Regions from separate parts of the Mus musculus genome. Here all the other regions are linked to region 3. The links are chromatin loops, found by intact Hi-C in ENCODE. Cell type or tissue: gastrocnemius. All regions are shown on one strand. Region 1 overlaps Fry (FRY microtubule binding protein). Region 2 overlaps Fry (FRY microtubule binding protein). Region 3 has its middle 27 kb from the start of Fry. Region 4 overlaps Fry (FRY microtubule binding protein).

Region 1 (8,000 bases), 170 kb after region 3:
ATTGTCAGCATCTGGAGTCCGCTCCAGTCGCTCCCGAATGCTCAGCCTTTCAAATGACCCTGGTGCCTTGGCACCTTGCACGCTACTCAACACTTCCGCCTCATGTATTCTTAGGGGTTTACTGACGATGTTTTCCTTACAGCCTGTGATAACTGGCATTGTCCCCACCTCTTAGGAAGAAAGGACAGTGCTTCCCTTTTACACTTAGAAAACTTGAAAATACTAAATTAGGCCGTAAAGTTCGCATTGTATTATCCATAACTGTAAGTGGCTTTCCACGCAGAACAAGAAACGCCGAGAACGGAGAGATTTGCTGAGGCTTCAGCTGCTTCGGATATTCGAACTTCTGGCAGACGCTGGCGTGATAAGTGACAGGTGAGGTTAAATGACTGAGCACCCCCCACCCAGCCACCCCTTGCCGAAACCTCTTCTACTTCTCCTTGTTCTTTTAAATATATTACTTCAACAAAGATTTCTGGCAAGCCGCCCTTACCTTTCTTCATACCCCTGTATAATGTGCATAAAAACCAAAATTGCCACGTGAACTCCAACCATCGATGCGGTCCTCGTTAAACACCTGCTCCTCTGTTCTAACACCCTCTCCCTTCCATCCCAGCACAAATGGAGCTTTAGAACGAGACACCTTAGCGCTTGGAGCTTTGTTCTTGGAATACGTGGACTTGACCCGCATGCTCTTAGAAGCTGAAAATGACAAAGAGGTCGAAATTCTTAAAGACATCCGAGCACATTTTAGCGCCATGGTTGCCAACTTGATCCAGTGTGTTCCAGGTAATCCATTCCTTCCTCTGGGCTGGGTAAAGAGTTCCAGCCCCCACCGATGTCCCTCCTGATTCCTAGGGGCCTGAATAGAGCTCTAGGGCAGTTTCTTTGTTAATTCTGAGTAATTATAAAAACAACTCGTTTCATGTGCCATTTTCTTATTTTGACATTATTAACCACACTGCTCCACCTCAGCTGTTAGGGGGCTTAAACTACAGTTTAAGCTTGATTTCTTTGGTAATAGGAGGCACATGTTTTTGAAATAGCATATATTATATTCTATGTGCTCTATAACAACAGGGAGCAGTAGTCACAAAAATTCATTCTGTATATGCGAAAGTTAAGTGGAAAGATCAGTTAGACCAGCAGTTCTGAACCTGTGGGTCACCATGACCCCTTTTGAGGGTCAGATGACCCTTTCACAGGGGTCAAATGTCAGATATCCTACATGTCAGATATTTACATTATAATTAATAATAGGAGCAAAATTACAGTTACAAAATAGCAACACAATAATTTTAATCATTGGGGGCTCACCACAACATGAGGAACTATGTTAGAGGGTCTCAGTGTGAGAAAATTTGAGAATCCAGAAAGAAAAATTGTATTGAAATTTATTTAAAAAGTCAAGATTCTGTAACTAAAGAAAACGGGAGTTACTGGGCTGGTGGTATAGCTCACTGGGAGAGTGTGCGTTGAACATGCTCAAAGCCCCATGTTCTATTCCCAGCTCCAAGCAAAATTCGGCTTAGAAAAATAAAGTTGGTTCTTGGGGACGGAGAGGTTGGGTCAGCTTCTGCCCTTGCACAGGACCCAAGTTTACTTCCCAGTGTCGGGCAGCTCACATCTACCTGTAACTCCAGTTTCCTGTGATCCAATGCCTTCTTCTGGCCTGTGTGGGCACCAGCACTCATGTGCACTTACCCACATACAGAAAAACACATATACACATAATTAAAAATAAAAACTTTAGGAGATTTTCTTTCTTTCCTCAAAATTTGAGGGTAATATTCAGTAGTGCTACAATTATATATTCAGCCTAATATAGACTAACAACAGTCAAATAACAGACACTGGTTTTGTGTTATTCTCTCTAGTTCATCACAGAAGATTTCTCTTCCCCCAGCAAAGCCTACGGCACCATCTCTTCATCTTGTTCAGCCAGTGGGCTGGCCCCTTCAGCATCATGTTTACACCTCTGGATCGGTACAGTGACCGAAACCACCAGATAACGAGATACCAGTACTGTGCTCTAAAGGTTGGTTAGTAGCATCAGCGGTCTCCTTTGTTAAGCTAACAACCATACCTTAAAAATAAGGTTACAATAAGTAGTATAATACAATAAAAATATAGGGAAGGATATAAAAATTCAAATGGATATATGCATGCACATGTAAATATAAATAATTCCAAATATTTAATTGCAGATGTGGGTAAATACATAAGCACACCATCTGGGCCCACAATTACACAATGTAAAATTGCGTCGGGTTCCTGCCTTTATCCAGTGTTTCTTCTTTTGCCTATTTATCCCTGAAGTTACTATGTTGCTACTTAATTTCCAGTCTAAGGAGGAGAAAAAATGGTCAAGCAACAGCCACACTCTGTTTATCTAGTCGTATCCTGGACATCCACACTGTGAAAACCTTCCCATCTGAAGCAGTGTGGGACTCTGTGTCACTTACTTCTCCATTACCGGGATGAAGTACCATGGCTGAAAGCAGCGTCTAGAGGACTGAGTTTATTTCTGCCTACAGCGTCGGAAGGCTGGGGTTCACAGGAAGGCTGGGGTTCACAGCCGTGCAAAGGGAGCTGCCAGTCTCCACCACCCACACAGGAAGCAGAGAACGCAGGAAACCTGCTGCTCTGGTTCCGTCTCCAGGTTTCACGGTTTCTGATTTCAGGCAATGTCGGCAGTGCTGTGCTGTGGCCCTGTATTTGACAATGTCGGCCTCTCTCCGGACGGCTATCTGTATAAGTGGCTCGACAATATTCTGGCTTGTCAAGATTTACGAGTAAGTATGGGTCAGGAAGGCATTGCTTTTCAACATTTTTGAGGTTAGCATGATGCACATACCACCTTCCCTCCATAGTCACACAAATTTGGATATGTACTTAGGAACATTGCAGTGGGGTGTACCAGGCCCAAAAGTACAGCATCCATTAACCAAATTGACCAAAAACTGAATCATAAAGTGAGGCTCAAAACAGTTTGCATAATTTGAAAGCAACCTTTATACTCTGTATCATTAAACTGGGAATGAGTAATTAAAATATCATTAAAATGTACTTCCCGGGAGCTGGAAAGAGAATGTGCAGCATCAAAGAGTGTGTGCTGCTCTTGCAGAGGACCTGACTTGAGTCCCCAGCACCCGCACTGGGCGGCTCACAACCACCCTAACTCCAGTTCCAGGGAATCCAGTGCCCTCTTCTGGCCTCCTCAATCACCCACAAATACAGACTGTGTTTGTGAACATGCACATACACATAATTAAATAAGTTTTAAAACAATATATGCTTCCAGATAGCTAGTAAATTGAAGTGAATAACAGTGGCAACTGGAAAGTATCTTTATATGGAACATGATGAAATATTACATTTGTGGTTTATAAATAAAGCTGTGCTTAAAGTGAAGTGACAGGGCTGGAGAGATGGCTCAGTGGGTAAGAGCACTGACTGCTCTTCCAGAGGTCCTGAGTTAAATTCCCAGCAACCACATGGTGGCTCACAACCATCTGTAATGGGATCTGATGCCCTCTTCTGGTGTGTCTGAAGAGAGCCACAGTGTACTCAGTTATATAAAATAAATAAATCTTTAAAAAATAAATGAAGTGACATATCTAGAGATAGAGATAGATAGATAGATAGATAGATAGATAGATAGATAGATAGAGGACAGGAGGACAGTAATTTGCAGCCTGTTCATCACTAGAAATTACTATAAGAAATAGCTTAACCAAGTCTGAAAAAAAAAAGTACAGAAATTAACTAGGGGAAAATTTTAATAACAATGAATATTATATTACTAACGTTTCCACTCCTGTGACAAAATACCTTTTAAGGGAGTTTTTAAAATTATAAAAATTGTATTTACAATTTAAAAAAATTTTAATTGTATTTTACGGAGAAAATTTAAGGGAGAAGAAAATCATTCCAGCACATCACTGTGGGAAAGACGTGGCTGTCAGAGGTGACTCTGGTGGGGATTATAAGACTAAATCTGTTCACGTGTCCTGGACCTGGAAGCAGGCAGAGAAAGCTAGCCAACCAGGGTTAGGTATGACTTTCAAAGACTCCCCCTAGCGACTGCCAGCCAGGCCCCACCTCCTGAAAGCTCCTGAGCCTCCGATCTGGAAACCAAGCTTTCAAACACGAACCTGGGGGGCATTTCAAACCCAGAATATTAATACAGCAGATACATAAGCCAGGCCCTTCCTTTTCGGCCTGATTGCAACTACGGAAAAGAGTAGATGGCTAAGGAAAGAAGCAGGCAATGTTACCTTCTGAGGGGGATGGAGTCTCCCTTCCCAGAGTCCAGTGGAGTTTGCATCCTGCCGGCAAGGCTACATTGCGCCCCCTTAAGGAAGATCGAGAGGCACAAAGATCAGCCCAAATAAAGTGTCCAGCCCCACTTAACCCCACTTAAGGTTGTTCGCCTGACCTGTATTAGTTACGTTGGATCGTATGGATCTCTCTGGAATATTTTCTGATGAAGTAGGAATAGCTGATTTGTTCCTCATCCTCAGGTTCATCAGCTTGGCTGTGAGGTCGTCATGTTGCTACTGGAACTTAATCCTGACCAGATAAACCTTTTCAATTGGGCCATCGACCGATGTTACACAGGATCCTACCAGCTTGCTTCCGGCTGCTTCAAAGCCATAGCGACTGTGTGCGGAAACAGGTATAGGTTTTCTGTAATCAGTGTTCAGTGGCAAGGGTGAAGGCAATTGCTCTCTGTGATGTGAGAGCTGAGCAGATGATGCTCGGCCGTTATCTTCAGAGTGTGACAGCCCAGAATGGCTTCTGTATCCCTCACAGATAAGCTAGCCGCTTTAAGTTTCCATGGTATTGCTAATTCCATTTGATCAGGAGATATTCCTTATATGGTCTTTCCTTCAAAGTGCCCAAACTGTCACAGTGGAGCATGGAAGCAAAATTTGAAAATAATAAAAACAATGCACTGAAGGAATTAAAGCATCTATGTGGACAAGTGTCCCAACACATGTTAACTCTGAGCCCGTAAGCCAGCTGCCCACAAACCCAGGAAAATCCCCTCTGCTCAAAACTTCAAGAAGCATGTGGGAAGGAGGCACGATGCGTCAGAGGCTGAGTATTACACTCATTTGAACTTGTACTGATCTGAGCCCAGGGTCTCATGTATGCTAAAAGTGTTCTCCACCACTGAGTCACACCCCAGCCCAGAGATTATGCCTCGAAAGCCACCAACCTTATCATATAACAAGCAAGTTCATGAAGCTGTTTGGCACTATAACTTAGTAAGTGTAGTACTGGCATAATTACTTTAAATTCCCCAAGTTGCGTAAACTACTCCTAAGAGAGAGCATATGGATTAGGATGATGGAGAGAATAGAAAACAGTAGAGGTTTTTGTTTTAAAAGCTTCATGGAGGGACTGGAGCAACACCTCAGTAGTTGATAGCATGTATTGTTGTCTTAGTCAGAGTTTCTAGTCCAAGAAAGAAGCAAGTTGGGGGAGGGAAGGGTTTATTCAGCTTACACTTCCACACTGCTGTTCATCACCAAAGGAAGTCAGGACTGGAAGTCAAGCAGGTCAGGAAGCAGGAGCTGATGCAGAGGCCATGGAGGGATGTTACTTACTGGCTTGCTTCCCCTGGCTTTCTCAGCATGCTTTCTTATAGAACCCAGGACTACCAGCCCAGGGATGGCACCACCCACAAAGGGCCCTCCCACCTTGATCACTAATTGAGAAAATGCCTTATAGCTGGATCTCATGGAGGCATTTCCTCAAGGGAGGCTCCTTTCGCTGTGATAACTCCAGCTTGTGTCAAGTTGACAGAAGACCAGCCTGGTCTACAGAGTGAGCTCCAGGACAGCCAGGGCTACACAGAGAAACCCTATCTCAAAAAAAAAAAAAAAATAGATACATAAATAAAGACAGGGCAATGTCATTGGTGAGGATGCAAATCCAGGTGCCACCCCAGACGTGTCCAGCTTACAAGCCAGGATGTCCTCTAACCATGCTGTGTATTTTTCTTCATTTCCCCAGGAACTATCCCTTCGACATAGTGACACTGCTGAACCTTGTTCTCTTCAAGGCCTCTGACACCAACAGAGAGATTTACGAAGTCTCCATGCAGCTCATGCAGGCATGTATCATCCACACATGTGGAAATTTCCATCCTTGGGCTCAGGATGCAGTTATCTGTTCCTGCGAGGAAACATGCACAGAGTGTTCTCCAGACAGAGCAGTTAACCTACTCAGTGTGAAGATGAACGCACTTGCCGTGTTATTACAAGCATTCCTGAGGTGTCCAGATGACAATCTTTAAAGCCTGTTCCTTTACTCCTCGTAGATCCTCGAAGCAAAGCTTTTTGTGCACTCCAAAAAGGTTGCGGAACAAAGACCTGGCAGTATTCTATACGGAACACATGGACCGCTGCCACCTCTCTACAGTGTGTCGCTAGCCCTTCTGTCGTGTGAGCTGGCCCGGATGTACCCCGAGCTCACTCTTCCCCTCTTCTCAGGTACCACCCAGTTGTCATACCAACTCTGTCATCGTCTCCTCCCCAACTCGAGGAGCTTTCCTAAGTCCGTTGCAGTCTTAGTGAAATTGTGCCAGACACTGGTGATAAATCTGTGTATCAGAGTTGCTACGGGATAAATCTAGTTACATATGACAGCAAATTCAAGAATATTTTTAAATTTTTTGTTCTATGTATGGGTGTTTTACCTGCTTACATAGCTATGCACCTGTGAATGTAGTGCTGATAGAGGCCAGAATGGGTGCCAGATGCCCTGGAACTAGAGTTACAAATACTTATGAGCCACCATGTGGGGTCCTGGGACTTAAGCCCAGGTCCTGTAGAAGCACAACAGTGCTCTTAATCACCGAGCCATCCCTCCAGCCCCTCAAGGATATTTTTAAATGTTAAAAAGAAAAACATGTGATTAGTTAAACAATATACATGAGAAATATATATGTGTGTGTATGTGTATATATATATATATATATATATATATATATATACACACACACACACAAAAAGGTCTATTATATGAACAACATACTTTAAATAGCCCTTAATTATTTATATATTTGGTAATGTTAAATAAATAGTCTTCTTTTTTAAATTAATTTATTTATTTTCTGTAAGTACACTGTAGCTGTCTTCAGACACCCCAGAAGAGGGCATCAGGTCTCATTACAGATGGTTGTGAGCCACCATGTGGCTGCTGGGATTTGAACTCAGGACCTCTGGAAGAACAGTCAGTGCTCTTATCTGCTGAGCCATCTCTCCAGCCCATTATATAGTCTTCTTATATTTTATATTACTACAGTGATATTGTAGAATACATACAACTTGCCTCCTCTGCAGTCTTCATGAGTAACTTGTGAGAATCAGGTCTCAAAAGGTGTTTTCCTGCCTAAGTTTATGTAGCACCTTGCCAAGAGACAGTCTATGGCCTAGGATGTACCTCATTCTCCACCTGCACCCCAATACCTCAGCCCTGTTCCCCCTCAGCTTTCCCTGCCTTTGGTCATGTGCTCTGCACTGCAGTTCTTCAGTATACAAACTCACATCTGTACAACCACATCTGTACAGTGCTTCCCACCTGCACATCTCTGTTCAGCCATCCTGAAGGAACGCTAATAATAACGGCTTGCAATTAGCGGGTACCTAGGGTGTCCAAGGCTCTCTGCTAGGCCCCTCGTGTGCATTGCTTAAAGTGCGATTTTTGAACCAGAAAGGCCGAGAAAGGCTATCCAGGCAGGCTGAGCTGCAGATAGACAGAGGAAACTTACCAGGCAGCCAGGAAGGTGCCTGGAATCGGCAGCCCAAGGGAACAACACATGACTTGATTTAAAGCAGCAGTTCTCAACCTTCCTAATGCTGCCACTTTAATACATGAGGGCGTTGTGGTGACGCCCAACCATAAAAACTGCTTTGTTGCTGCTTCATAACTGTCATTCTGCTACTGTTGTGATTCATAATGTAAGTATCTGATACGCAGGATGT
Region 2 (8,000 bases), 120 kb after region 3:
ATTATCATCATCATCATCACTGGGTAGAGGCGAGGGGACGAGGGAGGTGGTCCAGCATGCGTGTATGTCAGCTTTGGGGAGTCACCTCCACCTGGGGTTCCAGGAATGGAGCTTGGGTTGTCGCCTTCTCTGGCTGCTTTAAAGGACCTTTACCAAGCGGCTCTACTGCTGCTGTATTGAGAGCCTTCTTGCTCTTGCTTCAAACCTCCTTTTTCTGTCTCGTGAGGTGCGTGCTGGAGTCTCGACTGGGAAGGCTCTCTTTTTGAATACAGATTTGTTCATTTTCTAGCACCGAGCTCAGGTGGGTCTCAAATGACCTTGGATGGATTTGTTTACACTCTTCCTCCTGTCTTGCTGCTCAGAAATGATCTGACCATGATTTCCCTTGGAAAAGCGAAACCAAAGCTTCCCTTCTTAACCTCACCAACCTACCGGATGTGACTTCATACAATAACAGGCACTTCCAGAAGTTCGTGTGTGTGTGCATGGGTCTGTGCCTTGGTGTATGTGTGTGTGCGTATGGGGGTGTGTGTGTGTATATGTATGCATGCGCGCATCTGTGTGCGTGTGCGTGTACGTGTACGTGTCTGAAATCCCATCTTGTTTTCCTCTTATTCCTCATTCCTAGACACACAACAAAAGCATCTCATGCTTTAAATTCCTTTGGCTTATTCTGAAAATACCTTCCAAGGGAGTGTGTATCCTGTTAGCCTCAACAAGTATGGACCCTCTATGTGTTTAGGAGATTACACTAAGTACTATAGATGCCTGACCACTTCAAACCTTCATTCAAGTAAAGTTGACCATCTCTCTTGAAAAAAAAAAATCCCCAAACTGAAGTGCTCCTAAATAAATAAATAAATAAATAAATGTCTGATGTGACAGGAAGGTCAAAAGTAGATGACCCCACGGCTGATCTCACACCACAGATGCAGGCGACACAGAGAGCAGTATGCTCGACCCATGCTAATCACCATCAGAGAGTATTCATGAGACATAAGGAATTTTGTGCTTAGATTTGGATCTCATCCCCAAGATGTTACATGTACAAATACTCCAAAGTGAGAAGACATCCCCCAGCATTTCAGAGAAGAGACAGTCAATCTGTATCATTAGCATTTCCCTCTCATCATTGGGAAAGGTAGAAGAGGCATAGTTTAAGTCAGGACATTTCCACACCATGGCCATCCCACCCATTGAGGGTCAAGGTCAGTACCCAGCAGAAAGCAGGCAAGGAGATGCACATTTCCCTTGGCATGCCTTTACAATGAATACAAATACTCCACTTTACCCTTCCTCCTCCCTCCCTCCCTCCCTCCCTTTTTTCCTTCCTTCCTTCCTTCCTTCCTTCCTTCCTTCCTTCCTTCCTTCCTTCCTCCCTTCCTTCCATTCCTGTCATATCACTTCCTCTGTCAAATGCTTCCAGCTTCTCGTTACCCAGGATCCTTTGTGAAATCTGTTAATTACATCGCTACCTTAAGTCCCAAGATCCTTTGAACACACACCCCCACCCTGGAAGCTCTGTCTCACATATGAATCTTATTTTATCAACAGTCGCATTCCTGGGCTGCAGGGGGACTATAGGAAAGTTCACAGAATGAGGTTCTGCACCCACAGATGGCTATATGGTTGGCATTTTTTTAAAATCAAATATTCTGGCAGTATTTGCCCGTTGAGCCATAATGAAAGCAGCAACCTTCCTGTGCGGTAACACATGATCTCGTCATAGCATGGTGGTCCAGGGTAACACATGATCTTGTCAGAGCAGGGTGGTCCAGGGTGGGGACTGGGAGCAGTCTTCTGATGAGATGGTCCACTTCACCCTAAAAGTACCTTCGTTTTAACCTTCACAGTGATGAACAGCAGCGAGACTATTTAATGGAGAGACGGGACCTTGCCATTGATTTCATCTTTTCTTTAGTGTTAATAGAAGTCTTGAAACAGGTGAGTGATTCATTTACTATCACTTTCTATTTACACTTTGTAAGACTGACTACGTTTTAAAAGTCTGAATGTATGGCTTATGAATTACTGGGCAATGTGGACCCTGTTTATTGATTACAATAGGCCATGTGTCATTGTTGGAGTGACTATTATAGACAGGTTGTTTAATAATCTCTTCCAAATTCAATGTCATCTTTTTTTTTCCAGATCCCCCTTCATCCTGTAATTGACAGCTTAATACATGATATTATTAACTTGGCTTTCAAGCACTTTAAATACAAAGAAGGGTAAGGCGATTTCCCTCCTTAGAGTATTGACAACGTAGAACGCTAACTTCTAATTTAGCTCATTGATCTTTTCTGGGCACCAGACCCCTAACTTGTCTGCTTCTGTCCCACTCAGGTACCTGGGTCCCAACACTGGCAATATGCACATTGTGGCTGATCTGTATGCTGAGGTCATCGGAGTGCTGGCCCAAGCCAAGTGAGTGAGTGCCGGCGCCCTTGAGCCTCTAACGTACAGAAGCCTCTAACTTACAGAGCCTCTAACTTACAGAAGCATGTGCAGAGTGTGAAGCCAACTAGAGTCTCCCTCAAAACAGGTCCAAACTGCCTCTTCCATCTTGGCAGTTGGACCAGATCCCACCACATCCCTTCATTTCGGGCCACTGTTTCTAAGAAAGAAAAAAAAAATGTGTGTGACCAAATTACTTTCTCTCTTCTCAAATATTCCAAAGACATCTTTTAGTTTAGTTTTGTTTTGCTTTTCAGTCCGCCAGGACCAGATAGTTACTTACAGGCTCTCACTCGTAAGTGGGAAAATTCCATTCTACAATGTCCCTTTCACTACAGACCTTGCTTAATTCAACTGAGCTAAAAATGTCCCAGACATTGTCATGGAAACAAGTCAGGGGGGAAATTCTCCTTGCTAAATTTATCTGGCCCTGTGATACTTAGCAGGCTAGAACAGTGCCATGTTAGACTGTGAGCACTGATAAACTCATTCCAGACACGGTCACACCCTACCTGCCAGGCTTCATTCCGTTCAACTCAGAGGCAATCCAGTCAAAAGCCTGAATGGCTAGATCAGGTACAAGCAACTAAGGACATGGTGGGAATTCAGGCCAAGGAAACAGCTTATGGCGAATGATGCCCCAGTCCCCGTGAAGTGCAGTCGGGGGGGGGGGGGGTTGGGGAGAGGGAGAGGGAGAGGGAGAGGGAGAGGGAGGTCTGTCTTCAAGGGATGGAATTCTTCATGACCATTAAGTTAGTGCATTCCTCAACCCCCATTAGAGAAGCTACTTTTTGCAGTAGATGTCAATAATACAGGGACTCTCAACTGATCAGTGTACAGAGTAAGATACTATGGCATTCTCTCTCTAAGACAGCCATCTCATACTCCGTGTCTCTAAGGCCTAGGAAGCATCAGGGAAGAGAGAGCAGAAAGATGGTTAAGGACCAGAGGTAGTGTTTGCCTGCTGTGAAAATGTTTGCTGGACACGGAAGGGCTGTTGCCCGTATGAACTCGAAGCAGCTACGGCTCTGTGTTTAAGACCTGAGTAAGATCAAGCCAGCCCATATCCCTGCCTCACCCCTTGTTCCCATGGATACCAAAGTCTGGGATGCTCATGTCCATGCAAACAGCATATGCAGTCTTTCCACATAAGCTTTGCTCTTCCGACATACAGTTAGGTCACTCTGGGTAACCCATAACCCCTGATACCATATGAATGCTGTGGAAATAGTTGACACGCTGTATTGTTTAAGGAACAGTAAAAAGAAAAGAAAAAAAGACAAATGAAATTTCCTCACACCATGGAAGTGCATAATTTATCAAACTTTTTATGTCTTCGTCGTTGTCGTCATCATCATTATCATCATCATCATCCTTCTATTAGGAGGCACAAACAATTGGCAAGAGTCAGTTCTCTCCACTGTCAAGTCCTGAGAAGTAAACTCTGGTCCTCAGGCTTGGCAGCAAGCACCTTTATTTCCAAAACCATCTCGCTGGCCCCTCCAAAGCGTTTTCCTAATACAGCAACTTCACCTAAGCCAGGTAAAACCATAAGACCATAGAAAGTAGAGTCACCACCCCCCAACATGGCTTGTGTTGAGTTTTCCTTCTCTCTGATCCATCTTTCCAGCAAAGGAGTTGTCTGCTTTCTCACACAGGAAAACCTCAACGTTAGAAAATGGAGGTGGGACTGTCTGGAGGGCAAGGTACTGACATGAGGGAGAAGTATCAAGGTGAATGACAGACAGTCACAGAGGAGCACCAGATGAAGGCTACACTAAATGACAGGGGCTAGAGAGCTGGTCAGAGGTACAGAGGAGCTGAGTTCAGTTCCCAGCACAAGGTAGCTCACAACCACTTGTAACTCCAGTTCCAGGGGATCTGACGCCCTCTCCTGGCTACCTCAGGCACTGCAGGCCATTGTGCTTGGGTCTCAAATATACTTTTAAAAAAATCTATTATGATCTTGTGGTTCCTGAGTCACTAGGGAAAGGAGGAATGATGTATTTTAGAAATAGTTTCATTTGGGCTGGTGAGATGGCTCAGTGGGTAAGAGCACCCGACTGCTCTTCCAAAGGTCAGGAGTTCAAATCCCAGCAACCACATGGTGGCTCACAACCATCCGTAGCAAGATCTGACTCCCTCTTCCGGAGTGTCTGAGGACAGCTACAGTGTACTTACATATAATAAGTAAATAAATAAATAAATAAATCTTAAAAAAAAAAAAAAAAGAAATAGTTTCATTTAATTGAGTAGTGAATATTTTTGCATTAAACTGGATAAAGCTGCAATTATCTGGTCCTTAGTTCATGCATACTTAGAAATGATCTTGAAAAGAAGAGATCAATATGTATATTTGCTGACTCATCAGACTATGAAAAATCTCAGTATATTTGTAATTATACTAGTAAAGTTCTCTCATGTTATCACATGGAAAGTTTGGTATGTTAAAATAACAAAAAATAAATGTTTGTACTTCTCTTAGTTTTTATGAATAATGCATACTACTGCATATTGTCAAATGACTGTCCTTGGCTAGGCAGGCTCCGAACAAGTTGAGAAACAATGTCATGCTAAGTGTGTTAGCTCAAGCCATCGCCCCAAATCTCAGGTTACTGGAGCAGAAGGATTGCTGCCACTGAGAGGCTAGCCTGGACTACAGAGTGAGTTCCAGGACAGCCTGGGTGACACAAAGAAACCCTGTCTTGAAAAGCCAAAAAAAAAATGGGGGGAGAGAAAGGGAGGGAGGGAGAGAGAGAGGGAGGGAGGAAGCGGGGAGAGAGAGAGAGAAAAGAGAAAAAAGAGAGGAGAAGAGAGAAAAGAAAAGAAAAGAAAAGAAAAGACAAGACAAGAAAAGAAAAGAGATGGGCTGGAGGGATGGCTTAGCAGTTAAGAGCACTGGCTGCTCTTCAGAGGTCCTGAGTTCAATTCCCAGCAATCACATGGTGGCTCACAGCCATTTGTAATGGGATCTGATGCCCTCTTCTGCTGTATCTGGAGTGTATTTATATATATATATATATATATATATATATATATATATATATATATATATATATATATATATATTATCTTTTAAAAAAAGAAATAACTCAAATTATAAGATGTTCATTTCATTAGCAAATGCATTAATTGCTATCATTCAAGGTTAGGCTGTTGGTTGGTTGTTGATTGGTTGGTTTCTCATCTTTATTCATGTTTTTCATTTTTTTCTTTTTTTTTCTAATGTGTATGGATGCTTTGCCCTCGTGTGTGTGTGTGTGTGTGTGTGTGTGTGTGTGTGTGTATGTGTGTGTGTGTGTTCCATGTGTGTGCAGTACATGAGGAGGCCAGAAGAGGGTGCCAAATCCCCTAAAACTGAAGTTACAGGTGGTTGTGGGTGCTAGGAATTGAACCCAGGTTCTCTGTAAGAACAGCCGGTGCTCTTAACCACTGAGTAATTTCTTCAGGCCCCTTTATGTGAGTTTCATAGAATACCACAAATTGAGTCATTGTTTAATTCTTGTATATGCTAAATATAGCACCAAATGAAGTATTAAAGGAAACACCATAGATAATCTTCTTTCTTTAAAAAAAACAACAAAAAAGGAGACCATTATAAAAGAAATTAGACTTTAACTGGAAATAGATCTGCAGGTTGGCTGTATCCTAAAATAACATGTTTGTGTTATATGGAACTTTTCACAGTAAAAAAAAAAATAGTTGCATCTATTTTTAAATGAAAAAGTAAAATTTTAGCCACTGCCTCATCGTATTGACGTACTGAGTTACGTAAGCAGCCTGCCTTTTTCTACCTCTCCTTGTTAGCTGTGGATTAAGAGTAAAAGAATAGATGTATAACTGCAGGCCTTTTCTATGAGAAGTGCCTGTTATTCAACGGGAGAAATGAATTGATATTAATTACACATTCTGACCGTGTTCACTCTGAGATGCCTCTCAGTGACGTCCTCCGAGTGGGCGCACAAGGGTGTGTGGGGCTTCTGCTTAACCACCTCCACATCAGGACTTCCCACTCCTAAGCAATTAATGTGCTCAGCATCGCTCCTGAGTACCTACTGTGTGCCTGATCTTGTGGAGCCTGCACCTAGCTCAGAGGTGTCAGACAATAAGCATTAAAGGAGAGAACTGTAACACATTCAAGTCAAGAATCTTTCTGCCTGCCCTCCCTAGCCCGTTTCTCTTCCTCTTTCTCTTTCCTACCTCCTTTGCTTGCTTCCTTCCTTGTTTCCTTCCTTGCTTGCTTCCTTGCTTCTTTTCCTTTGGGAGTGGAAATTGAACCCAGGACCTCCCATATGTTAGGCCGGTGACTACCTTTGGACCCAGGTCCTCAAGCATGCTGAGAAACACTGTTCTGCAGATGCATATCCCATCCATCTTCTTGTTATGTTTCCTTACAGGCTATTTCTTTTGACACAGGATCACTCTAGGTTTCCCAGGCTGGCCTGGAACTCTCAGTATCCCTGGCAGACTGCAAGCCTTAAACCTCCCAATTCTGCCTCAGTCTCCGGAGTCGCTGGGGCTTAACGACCTGTACCACAGACCAGGATGCCACACAGATAACTGTATGTTCATCCACGTGATGCTTGTTTTAGTCGTTGAGGAAAGTGGCTTGGTCTGTCGGGTCAGTTCCCTTTCAAGCTGTAGGCATTAGCTGGCGAGGCGGTTGCCCACGTGATAGGTCAGGATGCTGTAACAAAGGCCACAGACCTGAGAAAGCTTTACTGACAGACATTTATTTCTTCAGAGTTCCAGGCATCAAGTTCAAGGTGCTGGCAGGGCTGATTCCCCTGTGGAGAAGTAGCCCTTCATTGTGGCTTTACCTGTCGGTGCTATGTTCCAATTATCTTGTCTTTAAAACATCCCCCAGGCATATTGAGTGAGGGCCCACGCCAGACAACCCGTCTTCCCATACCTCTTCAAGGGCCCCATCTCCTAGAATAGTCACACTCACTCTGTGTATGACTTGGGGGTACGAGGGAGAGGCATAAGCAACCCAAACAGTAAATCTAGGCAGGGGCTAGACTCCGGAGACTGAGGCAGAATTGGGAGGTTTAAGGCTTGCAGTCTGCCAGGGATACCGAGAGTTCCAGGCCAGCCTGGGAAACCTAGAGTGATCCTGTGTCAAAAGGTATCTTTTCAGTGAGTTTTCAGACCTTGCCCACATAGGGAACAAACATACTTAAACAATCCTGAATTCAGTCTTAGTGTGTCTCATGGGAGTAAGAGGAGGAAAGTCTGAGTCAGCCATGGCCTTCAGACATCAGCTCCATCATTGATCAGCTGTCTGGCTCTATTAGGTTTTGAAGCCTTGATGTTTGAGAGGGATGCAACCATGCCCCTTCACGGGACTGCCCTGAGGATTAAAGAGCTACTGTGTGTGGTTGAAGTGCCTCTTAGATATCTGTTGTCTCTATGGTCATCTTTGCCATCTTAACATATATATATGTGTGTGTGTGTGGTATGTATATTTATATGTAGTGTACTGCACACATATGAAATAGAAAAGAATGGTGTCATTGGAATTTAGGATTTAATTTTAAAAC
Region 3 (8,000 bases):
AGCGAGTGAGCCTGTGTGAAAGGTGAGGCTCCAGTCTCCTGTTGAGCCCCAGTTGCTATTGTGCCTCCCCTTTGACAAAAGGTAATAAACGGTCCAGATGGAAAAAGAAAGAGAAAAAATGTCAATATACATTAAGAATCCTCAAAATACACACACTTTTGGACCAGTCATTCTTTGTTAGTCATTCTTTGTTGGTCATTTTAGGATTTTTTTTTTCCTTACAAAAATAGCTATATGCACAAAGATATATGCACAAGCATTTATAGTGACATAATGTAAATAAAAGGAATGTGAAAATACCTTGAATGTTGTCAACAAATGGTTAGCTCTGTGGTTTTAGCCAGCAGTCTGTAGATCATTTGCTGTGCCCAGCTCTTCGGTCTTTTCTCTTATTAGTTCCAGCCATTAATATTCTTTATCCAAGAAAAAAAAAGATAATAAAAAGGCCCCAGGTCCCCCTCAAAAACTGTCTCTTTGGATCTTCTCTTAGCAACAAGCCTTTACCCGCTCTCAGGCAGCACGTCTGTCTGTCTCTTTTTCTATTTCTTTCTCAGCAAGGATTTCCTCTGCTCATGATTCAGTTTAATTGATGGGCACAGTTGGGAGAATTCGCAAGTAACAACTCAAATGTCATTCCAGCTCTCCCAGAACCATAATTAGTCAACGTGTCAGGATTTCCCGGGTCTAGCTGCCTTGTCTCTTAGCAAGGTCACTTCTCCTTTCTCTCTTCTCTCTAGGCTAGATTCAGGGTCACTTCTTCAGATAATATATTTCAGCTCAACCAATCCTTTCTTTGAGATCTGTTGAATTTGCCTTTCAGACCATCTGTTTATTTCTGATTTCAAAGACTAGATTTTCCTTACATAAAACTTTTATATCTCTTTTTCTTTAATATAGTTGTATACTCCTAATATTTTTTGGTTTGGGCCATACCCTTTAAAACATGTCTTCTAGTTATTGTTATTTTATAGTCTCTATTTCTTAATTCTGTCATTGAGTACCTTTGGAGGAAAGTCTATTTCTGCTCTTTTTTTGTCTACATATTATACTTTTAAAAAAGATTTATTTATTTAATATATGAGTGCTTTATCTGCATGTATGCCTGCACACCAGTAGAGAGCCCCAGATATTATTACTGATGGTTATGAGCCACCATCTAGTTGCTGGGAATTGAACTCAGGATGTCTGGAAGAACAGTCAGTGTTCTTAATCACTGAGCCATCTCTCCAGCTCCATATTATAGTTTTAAAAATTACTTGCCCTCATGTATGTATGTGCACTACCTGTGCGCAGTACCCGTGAAAGCCAGAAGAGGGCAGCAGATTTCCTGGAACTAGCGTTTCAGACGGTTGTGAGCTGTCACATGGGTGCTGGGTAACACAGGTGCTCTGTAAGGACACCTTTAATCCCAGGACTTGGGAGGCAGAGGCAGGAGAAACTCTGTGAGTTTAAGGCCAGCTTGGTCTACAGAGTGAGTTCCAGGACAGCCAGGACTACATAGAGAAACCTTGTCTCAAAAAACCAAACCAAAACAAACCAAAACAAAAACAAAAGAAAAACAAAAATCAAAACATGAAGTTTTCATCACTTTTCTAGCACCTCTAAAAGTTACTCTTTATATCCCACATTTCCTTGAATGTTAACTCCTTGTTAGCTTGTTAACTCCTTGGGGGTAGATTCAACTTTTTTCATCAAATATTTTCTTTAGGATTTTTTTATGGGGATTCTTTGCAGCCAAAACAAAGCAGTGTCCCTCTATCAGGACACTACTTGAGGACCTTCTCAGTCAAGAGTCACTCAAAACCAAATCTAAGGCCTTATGTATTTTGGACTAAGTGGTGTGAAAATGAACTCCAGGTTCAAATGCAGTCTGACTTGTGAGTCCCAGGTCTCGGCAGTAATTGCTTCTGTCTCCACAGTACCACGATCCCATACTTGTGTGTGTATGTGAGTGTATGTTTGTGCGTGTATGTGTGTTGTTTGTGTAAGAGTATGTGTTGTGTATAGGTGTATGAGTAAATATGTGTGCATGAATGTGTCTGTGTATGTGAGTGCTTGCATATATGTGTATTGTATGAGTGTGTGTGTGAGAATGTGTGTGTTGTGTATATGTATGAGTGTGTGTTGTGTATGTGTTTGAGTAGGTGTGTATTGTGTATGAGTGTGTGTGTGTGCGCGCGTGTGTGCATGCACGCGTGACCTTGGCTTGGACATAAAGCTGTTTTTCACATTCTTGAAACCTCAGCATGCAATGAAGGCATCAGGGCTGTCTCCATAGATATCTAACCTCATGATGCTGAACTGATTTGTCCATGGAGTGACCAAGGTTGCCAGAAGCAAGAGAAAAAGTTGTTCTGCCCTAACGTGGCCTTTGCTTGTGTCCCATTAGTTATGGCTATGGTGCCGCTTGTGTAAGTCCCAAGGGGTGGGGTCTGCAGTCCCCCTCTGCCTCTAGCAGGTCAGATGCCACTCTCAGCTAGGCTGGTGGGGGAGGCAGTCTAGGTTGAGCAGGATCCCAGTCTGGTTGGGAATGAGTGCCCGGGACACATCGCTTCTTCCCAGTGCTAAAGTCATCTCTCTGTGAGAGGAAAGAGAAGGCCTTCTCTGATGATCTTTAATGAAGCAGCTCTCTAAGACAGTCTTAGCTTGCTCATATTTCTTTATGGGGGTAGGTTTGAACACATACACTCCATTCAGGGTGAACCGAGGGTTATATAGTTTGGAGAAAGGTGTGAGAATATCCAGGGAAGAAAAAGGTCATTGGCTGAAGGCTACGGGTACTGAGATGCCTCATCTGCACGTGGAAGAGTTCAGGCGCTGAGCGATTTGACTGATTACTTGTGATCACCTGGTTGAGGCTTGCCTGGTTCCTTGCTCCCAGGCAAACATGGAACAGGGAGGGAGCTACCACACTCCTGCTGGTCTCAGGGTGAGATTCTAATCTCAGCTTTTGAGATTTCTGGAGTTTGGACATGCCCAACCTCACGTGTTCCATGCTAGTTCCTCTGGTGGCACAGTCCCCATGCCCTACAATAACAAGTCACTCAGACAGTCTCAGATTCCAGTAGATGAGTAAATTCTTCTTCCTGATACAAGGGTAATGTAAGTCAATATTGCAATGGAGATGCAAGCGGAGATGCTTTGTGACATCTGTGCTGCCAACCACTCTGGCCATAAATGCCATATCACAGAGGAAAGAGCGTCTTACCTAATAATAGCAGGATAAAATTTCCTCAAATAATATAGCTAGAATGGAGAAAAATAAATAAAACCAAAAAAAACTAAACAAACACACAAACAAATGCCTAGTACCCCGGGCTAGTGAGCATGTCCTTGCTAGAAATATCTTTCTAGAGTACAGAACTCTGTCTTCTATGGTATGGAGAAGGTCTGGCAGAATTGCCTATGTTTGGAGAAAAGGGCAGGACTCCACTGAGGAGACTGAATGAAGTCCAGATGAAAGGCAGGGAAGGCTCGAGGTGGGTGAGTGGGCAGGCCCTGGAATAACTAGGAAGGAGAGGATGCAACAGAGAGCTGAGGTTAGCACCAGGGAAAAGTGGTGTGTGTGTGTGTTTGTGTGTGTAATTTGATAACCGCCTGTACTGCTTTTCTACCGTTGGGCAACACTGTGTACTCACACAGTGGGAAGCCTGACCCTTTGCTCAAGGTCAGAACCAAGGCCTTGACCAACCTGAACTCTTCCCTAGAGGCTCTGGGAAGGCTGTTTCCTGGCTCACACCAAGTACTGCCAGTACTTACAAGAGGTGGTTCCTGTTATTGGCTATCACTTTGGATGTTGTAACCAAGTATCAACCGCGGGCTACGTGTCTTACACAATAAACAATTATTTTCTGGCCACTCTGAAGTGTGCCAGCCTAGTTAGGTATTATCAAGGTAGATGACGACTGTGTCACTGTCTAGTCACGTAACACAGAGAGAAACATGTAGAAGAAGATTCCTGCAGGCTCTTCTTTCTGAGGGCAGTAATTCTGAGACCCCGGGCTCCACCCCATGACGTCATCTAATCCTAGTGACCCTCCACAGGCCCCATCTCAAAACACCACCACTCTGGGGCTTGCCCCTTCAATACAAACTAGTTTGAGAAAGTACTGTTTGGTATCTGAGAGGCATTTCTTCCTTCTCTCATGGCACCTTCACCATGACAGCACAGGGGCATACCAAATCGGCCACCCCCGCCGCCCCGCTGCCCCGCCCCCCTCCCCTCCCCACCCCTCCCCTCCCCTCCCCGCTGCCCCGGGGCCTTGCATGTCTTTCCCCGGCAGAGGGCACTGTCTGTCTTTGGAGGCCCACCCGGATGGTTCCAGGTTGAAGTTCACTTCTGATGACTGATGTCAGCCAGGGGTGATGCTTCCCAGAGGTTAGGAGGCTGCGGTGGGGCATCTTTGGAAGACATTTCTGTGATTTCTGCGTACTGCATCGTCCCTTGTAATGAAAAAGTTAGACTCAAGGAGATTTCTTTGAAGATCTAATTTTATTGTGCAGCCGTATCACAGTATGGTTATCAGATGTAAAAGGCAGTAAGAAACCCCGCAGTAGTCATTCAGCCTTTTGAGGACGATGTCTGTCGTAAGGAAGGTGGACTAAGATCCAATAAGACAGGCTGGTGATGTTAGGTGGGTCAATGGCTTCAAGCATCTCTCTCCTTCTGTGCTAATTGCCGCCACTAGGTGTCACCATATGCAGCTGCAGAGACTATGAGTATGATTTGAAGAAGAGGTGAGCAGCTCCCCTTCCAGAATGTTCGGCTCCTCACCCATTGGGGAACTCAGAAGTCTGAGAATGATCACAGGAGAAAGGCGGACCTCCTCCACGGGTAGACAGTGCAGTCGCCTGGGGAAGGGGCTTATTGGCCTCACTGTTAACTTGGCTTTCAGACCCTGGCTGTATTCATTACACAAGTGAATAGACTGTAGATACAACTGGGAACCCGTGGGGCAGAGGACTTCTGGAGCCTGGGATGGAGGACCAAGGGGCCGCCCTTCAACTGTTCTTCAGCCTCAGAAAGGGAAGTCAAGTAAGAGGAAATAGTAGGAGAGCAACCCGTTTGCTATTTGTTGGTACTCTACCCAGGCAGATACTGTAGTAAGAAAAGCAAATCGAAAGGGGATGATGAACACTGCCTGGGCCCTGTGCAGTGTCCGCGAAGCTGGGCACAGCCCCGCCTGGCTGACCGCTCCCTGGTAGGGACCTATGTCCTGGGCAAACACCTGTTTCTCTGCTGGGGAGTTTCCACTCTGTCCAGAGCACAAACTCCTGAAGTATTCAAAGGTGTGTGCATTCTCTTCCCTAACAGAAGGGAAATATAATCTCTTTAATTCATATGTATGTATGTATGTATGTATGTGTGTGTATATATATATATACACATATATATGTATATATATATAAAACCTCTGGTCCCTGAAAGCTACTGGGGTGTCAGTTGGCCTTGGCTCATATCATCCACTCTGATTGGAAGGAACCATGGCCCACTGCTAAGCCTGGCAGGGAAAGAGTACACTTGGCTGCTTCAGAAGAAAAAACAGGCTCTGGGATGCAGGGGTAGGGAGGTGAACAGTATAAGGAATGTACCTCAAGCTCATGTGTGTGTGTGTGTGTCCATAATTATGCAAGGGAATATATACATATACCCATAATTATGTATAGAAATATATATATATATTTACATATATATATATATACATATATATATATATATATATATATTTGTCTTATAATCTGGTTATCCCCACTCAGTTGTGTGTCAGGCTCATGTGGATTACATCAGACTCAGAATATTTTTATGGTGGCAATGTGACTTTGCTAGCCAGGGTTTGCCAAGACATCATAGTGAGATGTGGTGTCTTTCAGGGAAGTGACTGAGCCTTCACCTATGTCAGTGATGTTTACCTGAGTCTTCTTTCAACTGCCTATTTCAGAGGTAGTATTGGTTTTTCCAAGTTCTGCATTCATAACTAGTCGATGGACCTGTCCCTTCCCCCCACCCCCGTTTGCAGCTCCATCATGATATTGCAGACAAGGGATGAGATCGTGTGTAGTCCTACCCACTGAGTACCAGGCCCCAGCACAGTGGTTCTCGACATTTCCAAGGCTGCAATCCCATAATTCAGTTCCTCCTTTTGTGGTTGATAAGTGAGCCAATTCAAGCCAAATTAAAGTATAAAGGCAGGTTTATTTGGGGCACCTCTCAGGCAAGTTCACTGACCACACAGGAGGGGCTGAGTGAAGCCATGCAGAGGGAGACAGGGGAAGGAAAAGAGAAAGAGAGAAAGCGTGCTCACAGATGGAGAAGAGAGAGGCAGCCACCAAAATGTCTCTGGGGAGTGGGGAGAAGCCCAGCCCCTGGGGTGTAAAATTCAGGACAGAGGGTGGGGTATGCCAGCATATCCTGTAACAAATAGGTAGGGACTGAGGGACCCGACGCTGGGAGAACCTGGAGGCCAGGTCCTCTTTGGTACGTAAATATGCACCTCAGCTGTTCTTCCCAAGTCTGAATGCCAACAGTGATGATTCCCCAACCAGAAAATTATTTTCCTTTCTATTTCAGAACTGTAACTTTGCTACTGTCATGAATTGTAATGTAAATAACTGATATGCAGGATGTCTGACATATGATCCCAGAGAGGTTGAGACCCACAGGTGGAAGACCACTGCCCTAGCAGATGCTGTTATGGAAATAACTATGACTATAAATATATTTGAAATTAAATTTGCTCCTTACTGTATCAACAAAGCCTAAACACTATTTATCCTTCAAGTTCCCAAGGCATATTCTGATAAAGGATCAATCTTAAGAAATGCTGCCGGGCAGTGGTGATGCACACCTTTAATCCCAGCACTTGGGAGGCAGAGGCAGACAGATTTCTGAGTTCGAGGCCAGCCTGGTCTACAGAGTGAGTTCCAGGACAGCCAGAGCTACACAGAGAAACCCTGTCCCGAAAAATAAAAATAAAAAATAAAAAGAAAGAAAGAAATGTTGTGTTTTGCTACCTGGCAGAAGTTTTCTGAGTTCTGGTTCCTGGGGAGGGGAAGGGGGAGGGGGAGGGGGAGGGGCAGTCCATCATCAGGCCACTCCACGGGTCCTTGCTTTGCTTCTCTCAAATTGCCCCGGGATTGGCAGACTCTGTGCCATGTGGGTGCTGGGAATTGAACCTGGGTCTTCTGCAAGAGTAGCTAGTGCCCTTAACTGTTGAGCCATCTCTCCAGCCCCTTGAGATATAATCTTCATCCTTTAAAATAAATTATTTGCAGAGCGGGGCCCAGGGGAAAATTTGCTTCTTGGTCTTAATTCTGCTTTATTTCTGTATCCCCTTGTAGACTCCCTCTTCCCTCTGAGAATGTGGCTTACACAGTTGGGCTTGAAAACATAGTTTATCCAATCTCAGGAAAAGTGGCAGTAGCTCGGTGACAGAGTGACCCAGTTACATGCAAGAGCCTGCTGAGTGTCTCCACCTGGTAGCCACAGGGACGATCAGGTGTCGCTTCAGAAAGGAACATCGGGCCAGGATCTTGTCCATTTCAGAGAGGCCAAACTCACATGTACTGAGTCTTCAAAAGGGCCACCAGTGAGAACAGCTTGTCTTTCTTAAACTCTGTGAAATTTTTTTTTGTTTTCTATTAAGGGAAAAAAAAAACCCTAAAATTGTATTTGCTTCTCAAAAGAAATGTGTTTCCTACTTCAGAGATAGGGTTAAGAAGACAAAGAAAGAAGAGTTAAAATTATTTTAGCTGCTCATATGTTTGGGGACTTGCACTGTCCTTTTCTTCCCAGTAAAAGTTGTTTTTAGCTGCAAGTTTTGTTCAGATAACTTTTCTAACTGTATGCCCAGCCATCATGTTCTTACATGACCTTCTTAAAATTCCATGGATGCCCATGTGACTCAGCTCCTACCGAATCCTCCCTGTGTATACCCTAAAGCCTAAAATTATATACCACAAAAGAATCTGTGTGTAGAATACTCACTTAAGAGGAAAGTTTC
Region 4 (8,000 bases), 130 kb after region 3:
CATCAGGTTGGCCTATGGGCAAGTCTGTGGAATCTTCTTGATTAATGACGGATTGGGCAGGGCGAGCCCATGGTGGGCAGTGCCACCCCTGGGCAGATGTCCCTAGGTCCTATACGAAAGTAGGCTGAGGGCTGAGAAGTGGCTCAGACACTAAAGGTTAGACTCACAACCAAAAATGTAAGAAAGCACGCGGAGCAAGCCAGTGAACCAGTTAAGCATCACCCCTCTGCAGACTCTGCATTGCTCCCTGCCTCTGGTTCCTCTTGGGCAATGGGTGTGAGGGAATAAAGGGAGTGGGAGAAAACCCGCCTCCCGCCAGAGTTCCTGTGCTGTGGGTGGGAAGATGCGGGAGGACTGACACGTGCATTCCACACAGCCCCGGGTGGGTGTCTGGCTGGGGGAAGCCACTGGACCCCAGCTCAGCAGAGGGTGCACAATGGGGCAGTCCTAGGTTCTCAGTCTCAGGCATCCCAGATACCGCTAAACACCACTCGGTCATCCCCAGGGCTGCAGGGAGAGAGGGGGTGCTGGGTGGTTCCCATGCGCTGAGAGTCCTTGGTCCTGTCTGTGGCTGGAGCACAGGAAGGCCTTCCAGCAGGAGGTTAGTTGTGGCTCATTAGGAGAAAGCCTATCCCATCGTTCAAGCACAGTGGGCCTTGATGAGCAAAGACAGTCTATGGTTTTACAGCTTTATTGTAGAAAAGCAGGGAAAAGGAGAGAAGGTAGAAAAGGTAGAAAGAGGGAGACCACCAGTCATGGCCATGTGGAGAGAAGGGGGAAGGGAGAGAGAGAAGGAGAGGAGGGGCCAAGCAGCCCCTTTTATAGTGGACTGGGCTATCTTGCTGTTGTCAGGTAACTGTGGGGAGGAGCATACCTGGCTATATAGTCAGGTAACTGTGGGGTTGGAGTCTAGCCAGAATGCCAAAAGCTTGGGACATTGTCTGCATGACTGATAGTCACAGAATTATGGAGTTGGGGGCTCTGTGATGTCAGGCACCTGTCTCTGGGAACGTGGCTCGCTGTTCTGACCCTTGTAGAGTTTTCTACTGGGTCGCCAGAGCAAGCCTCATTCAATCAAAATAGGCTGCCTTTCATGGCCCCACAGGTTCCTACCTTGGCCAAATGATGGACTGACTGTAAGTTATAGGCCGAAAACCTTTTCTTTCCCCAAGTTGCTTTTGGTCCATGTTCTATCACATGCAACGGGAAGCAACTAGGGTAGAATTTATGTTTGATGATTAAGAATGCTTTATAACACAGCTCTCTGGATATATTGAATACATCTGGGGTTAAACATTAAAATATTTTGTACGATGATTTATTGCTGTGGCCCAAAGAGCCATTTTGGGGTTGACCCAAGTTGCTTTTGAAACAGAGCAGGGCAGCTTACTCTGAAAATTAATGATTTCAAAATTAGAATATTCTTTAGTGCTCCTGTAAAAGCTTGGCAGAAAAAAAAAAAAAAAAACAAGTAAAGGGTTATAAGCTGCCCCTGGAAAGACACAAGTGTAGGCTCAGACAATGTTTCCCTACACAGGCATTTCACGATAGAAGGTTCTAAAACTAGAAGCTGTAAGATCAGGATGAACCTGTGGGATCAGTGCTACACAGACTGGAACACGTTCCAAACTCCAGTTCCAATCTCCAGGGTGTGCACCATGCCCACTGTTGCTGTCACGGAGTGGGATGCACAGGGGAAGAACCCTGTGTCAAATGTGAGCCCTGGACAGACTTCATCTGTGAAGAGCTCTGGGTTGAATTTTGTAGAAGTCTTGTATCCCAGGAAACATGGAAGAGCAACTTGTTAGCCAAGATAAGGGCAAGGATTGGACTCAGTGAGTAGCCCATAACCACCTGTAACTGCAGCTCATGAGATCTGACACCCTCTTCTGGCCTGCATGGGCACCTGCACCCATGCTCACACATACACACTTAAAGTATGAATCTTTAAAATGTAATGAAATCCAGGTATGAGAATGGGCACCTGTGATCCCAGAATTAGGAAGCCTGAAGCAAGAGACTTGCCATCTTCCCAGCCTCCTTGCTTCCCACCTTCCCATCTTGACTTCTTTCATTTATAAAATGAATAAAAGTAAAAGACCCTGTTATTTCATTTAATAACAGGGTCTTGTTCTATATCACAGCCTGAACTATATATATCTTTAAGCCAGCCTGTGATACATAACAAGACCCTGATTCTAAATTCATAAATAAATGCTAGGTTATCTATATGGATGGTAAACTGCTAGAAGCCAATGCCCTAATGGAAAAGGATATTCAAAAATTGCTTGATGAATTCCAAGCAGAATAAAGTCATATCGTTTATGTTTAAATCTGAGCCCAGTACGAATTAGATGTGACTGTTCCTAATGTCATTAATACATAGAACACATTCTAACCCCCATCTTACACATTCAATAGGGAGGAGATGCCTGAAGAAAACTTGGCTTCGAATATAAACTTTACCTTAAATAGCTTCGGGGGTTTTTATTTTCTGTTACACAATTCCATTTGAGAAGGGACCAGACCCTACCGCATGTACCCCCTTCATAATCTTCTCCCCTACTCCCCCAGATGCTTCAGGGTGAGGAGCCCAGCATTTGCATCCTCCATGTTACCCTGGTAGCTTCCGCTGGTATGTTCTGCAGAGCCAAGCTGATGAGGGTCAGAGTGACTTGTGTGAGGAAGAGAGCTGTGCACACAGTCGCATGTTCTCAAAGTAAACCCACCCATTTAACATTGATGCCTTAGTCTGTCTACAGCATGAGACAGGACAGGCTGGGAGGAGCAGGCTGCCTTGGGAGCACAGGCAGGAAGTCTTTGGTATTTATACTTAGTTAACGTAGTCACCCATATTTATCACTGTGGAGTGATGGGGACTTTCAGTTCCTTGTCATTGAGGTATCATCCTTCAGTCACTCCTGGTCAGTGATTTCTGTCTGTTGTGTCTTAGGTTAGAGTCTGGATATCCTGAGAGCAAGAGGTAGAGAGAGAGAGGAAGAGAGTATACAATTGATGCCTACGTTTGTGTCAATCATACAACACTTAACTGGAAACGAGGGGACAGGCTTTGAAAAGTTACTGGTACTTTCAGAAAGTCATGTTCATTGCACTGATTACTGCATGCTGATTTTTTATGCTCCAAGCTGTCTAGTTGGAACCATTTCAAATTCTCTTTTCTTTTTCTTAAAAAAAAAAAAAAAAAAAAAGATTTATTTATTTATTTATTTATTTCATGTATGTGAGCACACTGTCGCTGTCACACCAGAAGAGGGCATCAGATCCCATTACAGATGTTTGTGAGCCACTGTGTGATCACTGGGAATTGAACTCAGGACCTCTGGAAGAGTAGCCAGTGCTCTTAACCCCTGAGCCACTTCTCTAGCCTAAATTCTCTTTTCTTGAACAATAACAATAAAATAATGTCCCAGTGAGGCCCAGATTTTTTTTTAAAGGAAATAAAGAAACCTTAGAGGTCAAGAAATTCCCTTACTGAGCTGGCTGGATGGTTAAGAGCATCTGCAGGTCCCATGGAAGGAATGGAAAGAGTGGGTTATATGTAAGAAGGGTGGTATCTGGGGCTTGCTGGCCAGGCAGGATCTTCCTCGTAGAGTTTGCTAGGGCAATTTAGGGAGTTGCAGAAGGATGCTATGATATGAAGGGTGCCTTACCATGAGGTGGGGGCAGAAGTGGTCCTGGTGGGCAGATCCATAATGCCCCTCAAGTTCATATGCCTCAGGAGGGCTTTAAATACAAAACGTAACTTATTTCTTGTATTCTTGGGGTATTATTTGACTGTACAGAGATTAAAAGAGAGGAGACAGGCTGGATGCAGGCATCACTGATAGCATCCTGAAATGGCAAAGTCAGATACCACTACCTACTCTCTGGGCAGAACAAATACAAATTTAAGCCAACCACGTTGCTGTTCAAATTTTAGGAACAATCAGAATATTTGTTTAGTACAATAGAAAATACTGTTCCTAAAGAATGAACAGATAGGGGCTAGAGAGATGGCTCAGTGGTTAAGAGCACTCACTGCTCTTCTGAAGGTCCTGAGTTCAATTCCCAGCACCCACAGGGCAACTCACAACCATCTCTAATGGCAGTTTGGGTATTCGATGCCCTCTTCTGGTTTCTGCAGGTATTGCACCCATGTGGTACCCTTACATATATGCAGGCTAACGTTTATACACATACCATTTTTTTAAGTTGAAATTAACCCAAAAGGCATTGAGAAAAGCCACTGGAACTGGAGATCTCAGTCCGCAGTCAGGTTGAGAAGATATAGGCTTTCATGGTTCACAGTTTGAGCACTGGTTTATGCGAGAATTTCAGGTGACTTAACTGTGCACTAGACACACTGAAAAGGGAACTTTGTAAGGGAGAGATGGACCCACTGAGACTAGAGGCAGGTAGATTCATACCCACACCAGCTGAGTTCAGAGGCTGCTTTTCATCATTAAGCAAGAACACCAGAGACAGACAGTTGCTGATGTGGGTCAGACTGCATAGTCTGGTTAAATGAAAGGAGAATATACATGTAACTTCATTAGTTACAACCCAATTTAACAAATCAAAGCATTGTACAAATCAGATCATTAGCATGCAAAAAATTTTTAAATTGTATATAAACAGGCACTTCTCAAAAACTGGATCCCACCCCACTTTAAGCTAGACAAGTACATGTAACATTTACATAGAAGGGTAAGCATTCGAGAATATGAAAAACTTTTGTAAAAAAAATTTGCCTTTAAATATTAATATATCTGTTGCTCTTATTGTTTTTTAAAATCTGGTGCTGGGTACTAGATTTAAGCGTTGAGTACTATGGGCCGGCATTTAATCCAGAAGCTACACCCATAAACCCTATTGTGCAATTTCTTTTTTTCTTTAAATTTTCTTATAGGTATATACTGTATTTTGAGTTATACTTCCCATGCACACCCCATTCCTCCTACCCACTTTTCCCCTTCCCCTTATTCCTTATCAATCCCCTCTGTCTCCCAGGTAATTTCACTTCTACTTTTATTTAATATTCACAAGCTTTATGTGACTACATAAAACTTAGGATCACAAATATGAACAAGAACATGTAACATTGCCTTTCTGGGACTGGCTTAATCCTCTCAATTTGGTTATCTCCAATCGCTCCTGTTTGCCTACAGTTAACTTAGCTTTGCACCTCTTTATGGCTGAGAAGAAATCCTATTTATTATTTATGGCATTTTTTTCTATCTATTTCCCATTGCTGGATGCTGCAGGGACCATTGATGTGCATTCTTCTCTGTGATGTGACCAGGTCCAGTCCTATGGCCTAAGTCAACCAGGGTGTGGAGTCTGCGTAAATGTACAGGCGTACTACAGCTGGGCGTACTACAGCTGGGTCTGACGGTGGAAGTACTTAAAAAGTCATGGACAGTGGAAAGTAGATGTGCCAGTTATTAAAATGTATTATGACTATATTAATTAAATTACTATTGTATTCACATTTGGGTGGACAAATAGAACAATGAATAAATAAATAAAATAAGCTAGGAGCAGATACAGATACATAGTAATAAATAATAATATGCAATAATTACTATTACCATATCAGTATTAGTTAATTTTCTTATTAATATTTGCTGTATTTATTATATATTTCGATAGTGTATAGTATAACCTAGTAATATTAGTAATGAAACAAACTGGGAAAAGATAAAGATACAAATACTCTCCTATCCTACCTTAAGAAACAGGAGCTAGGGCTAGAGAGATAGCTCACGTGGTTAAGAGCACTGCCTGTTCTTCCAGAGGTCCTGAGTTCAATTCCTAGCAACCACGTGGTGGCTCACAACCATCTGTAATGAGATCTTGGGCCCCCTTCTGGCACACAAGTGTACTCAAAGATACTCATACATTAAATTAAAAAAAAAAAAAACTTAAAATATTTTTTCTCCATGTCTAGGTTTTAGTATAGTATGTAGTATATCTTAGTCTCACTAAGTATTCAAGAGTAATTCAGATGCAATGGAGAATAGAAAAATCAGAACAATAACTGCATGAAAAGACATCATCTATCATGGGAAGACCATCCAACTCTTCTGTAAATGCTATGCCATTATACTGGTTGCCTGGCACCTCCTGAATTTCCATTTTGGCAAAAGACAGAGCGAGGGCTTCCTGTGACATTCCCCTGTCTCACTATCATGATCATAACCATGGGTTATTTATCCAGTGAACACCAGGAGGCAGATGGTTCAGGTGACCCAGATGGTGACATATGCCTTGTATGTGCCTGCCTCCAACCCGGTTGGCCCTCCCCACGCTTAGGAAAGACCCTCCTACATAGTGTGCATTCAACTAGTAACCTTACAGTTTGCATTCTGTTACAGAATAAAGACCCCAAAATGGCTCGCGTTGCCTTGGAATCTCTCTACAGATTACTGTGGGTTTACATGATTCGAATCAAATGTGAAAGCAACACGGCCACTCAGAGGTAAGGCCGGGTGGGCGTGAGCGAGCATGACAGGTGAGCTGGGCACACGCAGGGTGAGCCGGGTGCCCTTGCAGGGCGCTAGAGTCAGGCGTGCTCAGCCACCACACCATGCCCGGGGTTCTCTTTTATGGCTTCCCGACCTGGCCTGGCTAAAACCTGCTCAGAGCCAGAACTTCACCACTGTCTTAGCAGTAGGTCTTTAGCAGCCTCCTCTGGGACAGGGTCTGCACAGGGTCTGCTTCTGTGCAGCATGCAGCACTTTAAGGAAAGAAATAGCTGTCTATTATTTTTCTAGCTGCCCTGGGTTTTCCAAAAAAGAAAAAGAAAAGAAAAAATAGAACCTCTTCCTAAGAGTAATTGTGCCAATGGAAAGGGATGAGTTGGTTTGGTTTGGTTTTTTTTTGGGGGGGGGTTGTTTGTTTGTTTTCTGTTTGTTTGTTTGTTTGTTTGTTCTTTGTCCTCTGATACTAAGATGAAATTTGCATCATCCCCTGACAACTAGATCTCAGCCAACCTTGCTTGTTTTCTCTTTTTCGCCTGCCCTTATCTTGCAGCCGACTCATAACCATCACCACCACGCTTTTCCCCAAAGGGTCCCGCGGCGTGGTACCCAGGGATATGCCTCTGAATATCTTTGTGAAGATTATCCAGTTCATCGCCCAGGTAACGCCCGTATGTCTGCAGCGGCCCCCTCAGGCGTAGTAATCGCGTAAACAGCCCGCAACGATCCTTCATACATCCTGACCTCTTAGAAAGGGATTGCTTCTCCACACAGCCTATTCTTTTGCTTCACAACAGTCCGTGGATATGTTGAATGCCTTTGGCCTCTAGGAAGTAAACTGAGAGATGAAGTTTAACTGATTCCTCCAAGGCTACAAAGCCCAGCCGTAAAACCTCTGTAGCACAGATAAGGGCCTGCCTGGGTCAGCCCCAATCACAACAGAACAGAGGAAACTCTTGTGACGCTCTTAAGTCTCCCCTTCCCACTTTCCACAGATCTCTGCTCTGTATTCCGCAAGTAAAGAGGAGTCAAAGGCTCTGATATTTGGCAGAACTTTAATCTAATTTGAAAAGATGATTTAGTGCAGTTGAGGAGTAAATAGCAATTTTCTAATGTTTCTCTATGGGGAGAAAATAATTTCATGGGGAAATTATCATTTACCCACTTTATTCCTTTGTTCAAAACTATTCTAAGCAGTTTACACATGAATTAATTTACTTTTAAACAGACTCCAGTAATATTGAAGCTGGCTTGGCTGTGATCTATTATTCAAACTTAAGATTTTTTACTTAGATCATTTATGTGGGGAAGGGGTTGGTGGACTAAGCCCAGGATCCCTGCTCATACCAGGGGTATACTCTACTGCTGAATTGCTCCCCAAGGCTACTGTTTCATTTATTCACTGGTGTGTGTGTTTACTTATTTACTGATTTGAAACAATGTCTCATTATTTAACCCTGGCTAGCCTATAACTAGCTCTGTACACCAGGCTGACTTTAACTCACCTATCTCTGCCTC

What was found. A loop is a pair of places that touch in the nucleus more often than their neighbours do. Peaks named below come from ENCODE experiments on the same cell type or tissue, not always from the same donor. Only the 100,000 strongest peaks of a DNase experiment are listed, where the experiment ranks them.
Region 1: it touches region 3 in a loop (2.7-fold over the local background); 6 of 42 quality-filtered maps call a loop at or near these places.
Region 2: it touches region 3 in a loop (2.2-fold over the local background); 5 of 42 quality-filtered maps call a loop at or near these places.
Region 4: a loop joins it to region 3, with 6 times the contacts of the local background. A loop is called at or near these places in 8 of 42 quality-filtered maps.

The regions. Positions count from the first base shown.
Region 1 is chr5:150,398,916-150,406,915 of GRCm38, forward strand. Fry (FRY microtubule binding protein) reads left to right here. Exons shown (of 61, transcript NM_172887.2): 25 at 284-375; 26 at 617-789; 27 at 1,878-2,038; 28 at 2,685-2,795; 29 at 4,527-4,681; 30 at 6,028-6,127; 31 at 6,335-6,506. Among named protein-coding and RNA genes, the nearest start is that of Gm36299, 4.7 kb to the right of the region's middle. In gastrocnemius, no CTCF peak of the experiment used is centred here; no DNase peak of the experiment used is centred here.
Region 2 is chr5:150,343,700-150,351,699 of GRCm38, forward strand. Fry (FRY microtubule binding protein) reads left to right here. Exons shown (of 61, transcript NM_172887.2): 5 at 1,854-1,944; 6 at 2,152-2,231; 7 at 2,347-2,427. Among named protein-coding and RNA genes, the nearest start is that of Gm36299, 60 kb to the right of the region's middle. In gastrocnemius, a CTCF peak has its summit at 4,353 (motif pointing left); a DNase peak (open chromatin) is centred at 4,349; H3K27ac peaks cover 1,371 bases.
Region 3 is chr5:150,228,665-150,236,664 of GRCm38, forward strand. It overlaps a transcript of Fry not described here. Among named protein-coding and RNA genes, the nearest start is that of Fry, 27 kb to the right of the region's middle. In gastrocnemius, CTCF peaks have their summits at 1,309 (motif pointing right) and 4,693 (motif pointing right); DNase peaks (open chromatin) are centred at 4,296, 4,700 and 7,465; H3K27ac peaks cover 2,438 bases.
Region 4 is chr5:150,363,092-150,371,091 of GRCm38, forward strand. It overlaps Fry (FRY microtubule binding protein), which reads left to right. Exons shown (of 61, transcript NM_172887.2): 12 at 6,378-6,481; 13 at 7,036-7,144. Among named protein-coding and RNA genes, the nearest start is that of Gm36299, 40 kb to the right of the region's middle. In gastrocnemius, CTCF peaks have their summits at 1,875 (motif pointing left) and 4,136 (motif pointing left); no DNase peak of the experiment used is centred here.